Regions from separate parts of the Homo sapiens genome. Here region 1 is linked to region 2. A link is an interaction called in ENCODE POLR2A ChIA-PET data of the cell type or tissue named here. Cell type or tissue: HepG2. All regions are shown on one strand.

Evidence for each region. ChIA-PET counts read pairs that join two places held together with the same protein. Peaks named below come from ENCODE experiments on the same cell type or tissue, not always from the same donor. Only the 100,000 strongest peaks of a DNase experiment are listed, where the experiment ranks them.
Region 1: POLR2A ChIA-PET joins it to region 2 with 8 read pairs; 4 of 35 experiments call an interaction of 5 or more read pairs at or near these places.

What each region holds. Positions count from the first base shown.
Region 1 is chr3:197,469,036-197,473,035 of GRCh38, forward strand. No RefSeq gene overlaps it. Among named protein-coding and RNA genes, the nearest start is that of LINC02012, 39 kb to the right of the region's middle. In HepG2, no CTCF peak of the experiment used is centred here; DNase peaks (open chromatin) are centred at 2,426, 2,796 and 3,374; H3K4me3 peaks cover 683 bases.
Region 2 is chr3:197,368,532-197,372,531 of GRCh38, forward strand. No RefSeq gene overlaps it. Among named protein-coding and RNA genes, the nearest start is that of DLG1, 72 kb to the left of the region's middle. In HepG2, no CTCF peak of the experiment used is centred here; DNase peaks (open chromatin) are centred at 2,030, 2,380, 3,660 and 4,000; H3K4me3 peaks cover 771 bases.

The sequences.
Region 1 (4,000 bases), 100 kb after region 2:
CTCCCTTCTCTTGAAGTGTGCTAGAGAAGAGGCAGTGAAGCAACAAGACACAGGGCAAGGACAAGTCTGGCAACCCAGGGTTGCTCTGGATGAAGGTGAGAACAGGGGAGCAGAGACAGCGTGTCCTTAGACAAAGTCCTGGGTGGAAACGAACACTGAGCCTGCCAATGCAAACAGCAGCAGCAGCAGCCACCGATGGCTCATGACTGTGCCTTCCCAGAGCGACTGAAACCTGCCTGTGATTCCTCTGTTGCCTCTTCCTTCTGTCCCTAGGCTTCAACCTGGCAATTAACCCCTTCATTTAGGGGCAAAGAGAAGTCAAACTTAATCAGTTTTCTGACAGCTCTGATACTGAATTACAACAGATTACTTAGAAAGATAAGAAGTCGAGATATTTATTTGCATAGTTGACTCCTACAAAATGATAGTTTTTTGGACTTTGCAATCACACACGAAGAGTTTCTAGGATTACTATGGGGTGTGATTCAGTTTCAGGGTTGCAGTTGAACCATTGCTGACAAATGGCACCCCTTCATTAAGACCCATTTGTCTCCCACTCTGTCCCTCCCGCTGGGTAACTGTGGAACAACAGAAACTCTAAGCCTGGATGAAGAGATGTTGGTTAATGGGTGCAAACATGCAGCTAGGTAGAAGGAATAGGCTCTATAGTTCAGTAGCATAGTAGGTGACTAACAATAACTTATTACACATTCCAAAATAGCCAGAAGAATTGGAATGTTCCTAACACAAGGAAATGATAAATGGTTGAGGTGATGGCTATCCCACTTACCCTGATTTGATCATTACACATTGCATGCATGTATCAAAATATCACAGGTACCTCATAAATATGTACAACTATTATGTATCAATTAAAAATTATCTAAAAATAAAATTCACCATTTTAACTATTTTTAAAAACCTCTGTTTGTGAAGAAAAATGATGGTGTTGTGGAAAAAGCTCTAGCTTGCATTGTAATCCAAGCTCAGCATGAAAAATTGCTGTGTATCTGACTGATTCATTTAATTTCTTTGCATTTACCCTCTTGGGCAATGAAATGAAATGGTGTGTATAAATGCGCTCTGTGAAAGATACAGTACTATACAAGTGCTAGTTGTTAGTAATGATATATGTACCGCCTCACAGGGCTGTTATGAGTCTTCTTTAAGAGTGCTCTTCCAAAGAAAGTTATTGTCAGAAATTCTAGAATCTTCTAGCTTCAGAAAGAAGTGCAGCTGCAATAAAGGTTTATCGAATTATCAACAACTGAAGGAAAAAGTAAAGCCCAGAACACATTGTATTAGGTTAACTAGAATCACAACTGGCAGAAACATATTTCTTATTAAATAAAAAAAAAATCTCTTCAGTGAGACAAATGTCAAGTTCTCTAATGATGTTTATAAATCAATTTTTAAGACGAATAACTTGCTATCATAATCACTCATTTTTCCTGGCACTGCTTGGCAGGACAAATCTCATAAATGCACAACCTTTCGTGTCAGTACAAATAGATCCATCTTCTCTGATTATCTCTACAGTTTAGGACCTGCAGTGCAAAGATACCAACATTAGCGGGCATGGGCTTTATTTGTATCTTTTTCTAAATTGGCCAAGAGCTTCATGGGGTGGTTTGCAATAAACCTTACTCAATAAAACAAGCCCCCTTCGAATATATCTCTCGAACTCAAGAAAAGGACTCCCAATTTTTTTAAAAAACAACAACAAAACTTGTACATAAATGGAAAGTGTATTAGTTCGCTGAGGCTGCCAAAACAAAGTGCCACAAATTGGATGGCTGAAACAACAGAAATTTATTTTCTCACAGTTCTGAAGGCTAGAAGTCTGAGATCAGGATGTTGGCGGGTTTGGTTTCTTCTGAGGCCTCTCTACTTGGCTTGCAGACGGCCACCTTCTCGAGGGTCGTCACATGGCCTGTCCTTGGTGTGTGTGCACCCCTGCTGTTTCTTTGTGTGTCCGAATTTCCTCTTATTATAAGGACAGCAGTCAGATTGGATTAGGGCCCACCCTAACAGCCTCGTTTTAACTTAATCAGCTCCTTCACACCCCTAGCTCCAAATAGAGTCACATTCTTAAGTACTGGGGATTAGGGCTTTAGCTTATGAATTTGGGTGGACACAATTCAGCCTATATGAGGAAGAGAGTATCTGTGTAACCTCTGATGAAACAAAATGCCCATGGATATCATCCACTAGACCAGTCAAAGACAACTCACTCAGACCCTTCTCTTGCACAAATTGCATGCCCCGGTCACATGTGTTTTGCCCACCCGTGGGGCTGTGTGTGGCCCATGCATGGGCACAAACAGCGCAATGCAGCACCCTCCCGTCAAAGCGGCCCCATGGGAAGGCGGTGGGGCTTATCTGTCAAGGTCAAGGTCAGCTGTGCTGGCATCTGAACAGCAGCTGCTGAAGCAGTGGGAAGCAATGGGGATAGGGCGGAGAGGACCATGAAGCTTTTCCACAAACCCCGTGGGTTCTCCTCCCCCTGATAATTTTTTTTTTTCTAAAGGAATTTATCCTAGCTAGTTATGAAATCAGGAAGCCAACCTAGAGTTTCTGGAGACCTGATCCCTTTCCCCCAGCCCCAAATCTAATAGACAACATCAGATGGGGAGGACAGAGATAGAAAACATTGTCTCCTTAGCAATAGCCTCTGCCCTTTCCGATTTCCAAAGAAATCCACAAAGCAAAACAAATGTGCTCAAACACCACCTCACCCCACCCTGCACATGGGAGGCCTGGGCCCTGCAGTCTGGAAGCTTCCTGATTTTCCTGTGGGAACAGTGGGTGTGCTTTGAGGCATGCTCCAGAATGCCTGGAATTTTCCACCTGTGGCCCTCCCTGCCAGCTACAAGCCTAGGCCAGAGTGACAAACAGAACCAAGGGAAGCATAGCTTTTAGTCTAATGCACAAGGATCATGCAGAGACTCAGAACTAAATCAATCACGACAATGATCAGAACTATGGTGTGCCTTCTATGTGCCAGGCATTCACATGTATGATACAATTCAACCCTCGTCCCTGCCACCATGAGGCTGAGACCTTTACCTTCATTTTACAGGTCAGGAGGCCCAAATTCAGCAAGGCTCAGCAACTTGCTTCTTCAACCTCAACACCAGAGTCTGTGAGTGGCAGAGCTGGGGTTCGAACCAAAGCTAGGACATCTCTCCTCCACACTATGCTGACTGCCCTGTGCCCAAGCCACAAATAACATAGAGCCATGGGACCCACAGGGCCACAGTCACTGAAGTCAGCACCAGATGGTTCTCTTCTGCCTCTGCCAAGTGTAGCCTCAGGACTTAGCACATGGAAGGCTTTCAACAAAGGGGAATTGAACTGAAGTATCACTAGGTCATGACACAAGCCACACAGGTCATTGGGGCAAAGGCCAACACCCTGATTCTGAACAAAGGTACTGATCGGAGGCCCAGGGGAGCCCTTGCTGGATGAGTAGAGTGCTGGCCTGTCAGCCACAGAGGGGTGCTCAGCTTTGGTCCCGCAGGGTGAGGGGGCAAAGCAAGTGAAAAAAAAAACATATTTCCAGGCCCTGAAGGAATGAGCTACGGTGCCACTCTTCTTCCCCCTTTCCAGTGAGTGGTGCTTAACCCAGGGTTTTTTTGTTTTGTTTTGTTTTGTTTTGACAGAATCTCACTCTGTCGCCCAGGCTGGAGTACAGTGGCATGATCTCTGCTCACTGCAACCTCTGCCTCCTGGGTTCAAGTAATTGTCCTGCCTCAGCCTCTCAAGTAGCTGGGATTACAGGCGCCCACCACCACGCCTGGCTGATTTTTGTGTTTGTAGTAGAGATGGGGTTTTGCCATGTTGGCCAGGCTGGTCTTGAACCCCTGACCTCAGGTGATCTGCCCCACTCAGCCTCCCAAAGTGCTGGGATTACAGGCGTGAGCCACCATGCTCAGCCCATCCAGGGTTTTTACAGTAATTTCTATTCTGAAACTGCAACTTCGCCAAGAAGACAGAC
Region 2 (4,000 bases):
GTATGGGAGATCCCTGCAAGGCAGGAAGGGGGAGGGGGAGGCAGCTCTTTTATTTCCAAGGATGGTGGGAAAGGGGGAGGTGGGCATTCAGATGAGCACGGGTCTTCCTGGGTTCCAGTCTGGGAGGAGATGTGTTCAATAAGTTGAGGGGAGCACTCTGTTCTCGGGTATTTGGGGTATTATTTGCAAAGGATATTTGGTCTATTTGCCAAGGTATTTGGGGGTATCTGTGGCCACATCAAAGAAAATGCAGCATATACCATGGGAAGTCTCTGCATACTCTAGAGGCTGATATGGAACTTAGCTGACAGCCCGGCTGGTATCTTGGGAGTTGGGGGAGAGGTTTGTGCCTGGTATTGTAGCCAAGAGCAGACGGCCTGAGTAAGTCTGTATGGAAGTTCAGCCAGACCTCGGGACCTGTGGGGCACAGAGAAAATCCTGAAGGAGACAAGTCAGAGACAACTGAGCCCTGGCCAGACGGCAGCAGAACATCCATCTATTACCTGTGGCCCAGAGCAAGCCCTTGGGCTAGAAGCTGGTAAACCCAGCTGCACAGTTGACTCCCCTGTGGATGAGTCCCAGATGCCCAGGCTCCATGCCTAAAGGTTTGGATGGAATTGGCCTGGCACTGGTATCTTTTTAGAAAGCTACCCAGGGCTTACACACCAGTGAAGTGAACTACTTCCTTCAGGAATAGAAATATCCTCCAAACCGGCTGGGTGTAGTGGCTCACGCCTGTAATCCCAGCACTTTGGGAGGCCGAGGCAGGTGGATCACTAGTCAGGAAATTGAGACCATCCTGGCTAACACGGTGAAACCCTGTCTCTACTAAAAACACAAAAGCAAAATTAGCTGGGCATGGTGATGGGCGCCTGTAGCCCCAGCTACTGGGGAGACTGAGGTGGGAGAATGGCGTGAACCCAGGAGGTGGAGCTTGCAGTGAGCCGAGATCGTGCCACTGCACTCCAGCCTGGGTGACAGAGCGAGACTCCATCTCAAAAAAAAAAAAAAAAAAAAAAAAGAAATATCCTCCACACCAGGGCAAACATGAGGGTGAGGCAAGTGAGGCACCTAGGATGCAAAATTGACAGATGCACTTACTGTCAAGGTCATGTAAGTGCTGTGGTCATGGGACCTTGAGATCACCTCCTTACCTATTGAGGTTAGATGCCTCACTGCCTCGTCCAGCCCTGGCCCTGCTCCACTCTCCTCTCCAGGTAGGTCCCTTCCCTGGGCCCAATTTTTCTTTTTCTTCTTTTCCTTTCCCTTCCCTTCCCTTCCCTTCCCTTCCCTTCCCTTCCCTTCCCTTCCCTTCCCTTCCCTTCCCTTCCCTTCCCTTCCCACCCCCCTCCCCCTTCTCTCCCCGCTTCCCTTCCCCTCCCCTTTCCCCATCCATCCTTCCCTTCCTTTTTCTTTCTTTCTGACAGGATCTCACTCTGTCGCACAAGCTGAAGTGCAGTGGCATGATCACAGCTCCCTGCAACCTTGACCTCCTAGGCTCAAGTGATCCTCCCACCCACCTCAGCCTCTGAGTAGCTGGCACCACTGTGCCCTGCTAATTTTTTATTTTTTGTAGAGATGGGGTTTCACCATGTTGCCCAGGCTGGTCTCAAACTCCTGGGCTCAAGCCATCTGCCCGCCTTGGCCTCCCAAAGCACTAGTGTTAAAGGAGCCACCGTGCCTGGCCCCTGGGCCCAGTTTTTAGAAGTAACCCCAGCTATGAGTCCCTCTACTTTGGAAGCCATCTGAAGAGCACAGATGAAAGTTTCATGGGGCCAAGGGACCAGCTGGGGAATCGGTTTGGGAAAAGAGTTGGCAGAAAACCAAAAAATGAGCAGATTAAATTACTACCTTAACCACTTTGCTGGTTTCTGGGATGAGAACGACATGACATGACTATTAGCTGCCAGATGCAGCTTCGTCATTTCTACCAGCTCTCCAAAGCCATGACATTTTGGTTTACTGACTGTAGGGGAGGGTGGACTAGGTCCAGGGTTCTTTAGAAAGGAATTCAAGTTACACAAACCAATGTGTGTTCACGGTCTGTTGCAGTCTCAAAGAAAAAGTGTGTGTGCCTGCCTCCAAATAGCATGTGGGTGAGACTCGGGGGGCCTTGCATGGCTCCTGGTTGCTCATCATCTGTCTCACCCAGAAATCCATCCCAGCCATGGTGAATCAGAATTGTCACCATGGAAGGCAGACCTTTGAGAAGCATTTGGAACCGCTCAGTTTGTTAGTGTGAGCTCAGGGCTCCAGTGAATGGTCCAGTACTGTGCATAAGCCCAGGGCTTGACACGCTAGAACAAATGTGTCCTTTGTAAATAAGAAGTGACCTTTGTTTCCCTCTGCCCCAGCGTCCCCCTACCCTTGCTTCATCCTGGCCTCAGTACTGACCCTGGATCCCCCAGACAGAAACCTGACCTGGCCTTGCCAATGGAATTGGACACCCTAAGCCACGAGAGAGCTGGGATGGGGGCATCACTCCGTGTTCGAATACAAAGTCCTTCTTATTGGGATAAGAGCGAGGGCCCTGGCCTGTAGGAGCAGAACTGTGTTCTAAACTGCCAGAGCACCTTCTAAAGCCTGGTTTTGGCCGGGCACGTGGCTCATGCCTGTAATCCCAGCACTTTGGGAGGCTGAGGTGGGTGGATCACCTGAGGTCGGGAGTTTGAGACCAGCCTGACCAACATGGAGAAACCCCTTCTCTACTAAAAATACAAAAAATTAGCTGGGCGTGGTGGTGCATGCCTGTAATCCCAGCTACTCAGGAGGCTGATGTAGGAGAATCGCTTGAACCTAGGAGGTGGAGGTTGCAGTGAGGTGAGATCACGCCATTGCACTCCAGCCTGGGCAACAAGAGCAAAACTCTGTCTCAAGAAAAGCCTGGTTCTGTTTCTATCACCCCTTTCTCAGCTTTGGCAGTGGTAGGAAAGTTATCGCAGAGGAAGGGTTGGTAGACAGGGGACTAGCATCTGGTCACGCCACTGACTCCCAGCTGCTGCTTAGGGTCCTGTCGGCAGCCTCTGGCCCAGGTCACAAACCTTCAAATCCTGAAGCAATTTCCTTTAGAATAATCAATCATTTGAGGTCTGACTTCCTTCAGATCTGATGGCTTATTCAGGTCTACTGTAGAGGGGATCTGCCTGTTCTCTGGGCTCTGGAGGTGATTAACATGTGAGCAGCTGTGGAAGCTCTCTAATGAACTAGGCCACTTAAGCTCAAGGAGTTCTTTCTCTCTCTGCGGTAATTTCTGCTGAGAGAAGCAGCATCAATGACCCATAAAACTCAAGAGCTTTTTCCCTTACCCATTTGCTGGGATCTATTAATCTCATACCATAGCCAGCAGCTAACCCATCTGCAAGACACCTGGTCTTGATTTAATTAATGTGCAAAGCCAAAGAACATCAGGCAGGTAAAAATCTGCAATTAACAACTGTCTCTCAAGATTTTCTTTGTTGGGTCCTGCTTCTCCCCCTTTCAGGCAGAGGGAGGGATGAGAAGGAATCAAAGGCAAATACAGTTTAATTCCATCTTGAGTAATTGCTCCGGAAAGGCTCTAAAAGAATTGCTGGCTGTTTAACTCAGCAATTTGAACTTGCATTTAGGAACATCATCAAACTGTAAGTGCTTTGATCTTTTTTATGCTTCTGTACATAAGAAAACCAAACACGCCCAATTCCTATGCTGTGTTGTCATAAGAATTAGAAACTCTTGGCACACAGCTGTCAGTAAGAGGTTCGGGAGGGGCTGGCTTTTCTTGAAGGAGGAAACAGCTGAATGCCTCAGAGTGAGCATCAAAAGACAGGCCAGGAGGCTGGAGCTCTGGACTCTGTTCCCAGTGGCTCCCGAGATGACACTGGGCAGGACATGCCCCTTCCTGGCCTTCATTTTCTAGTCTGTAAAAGAAGGGAGTGGAACCAGATGGTTTCCATATTTTGAAGTCCTCCCTCCCCAAACCCCTAGGCTCTGCCATTCTTTGCTTCTAGGAAACACATTCCTT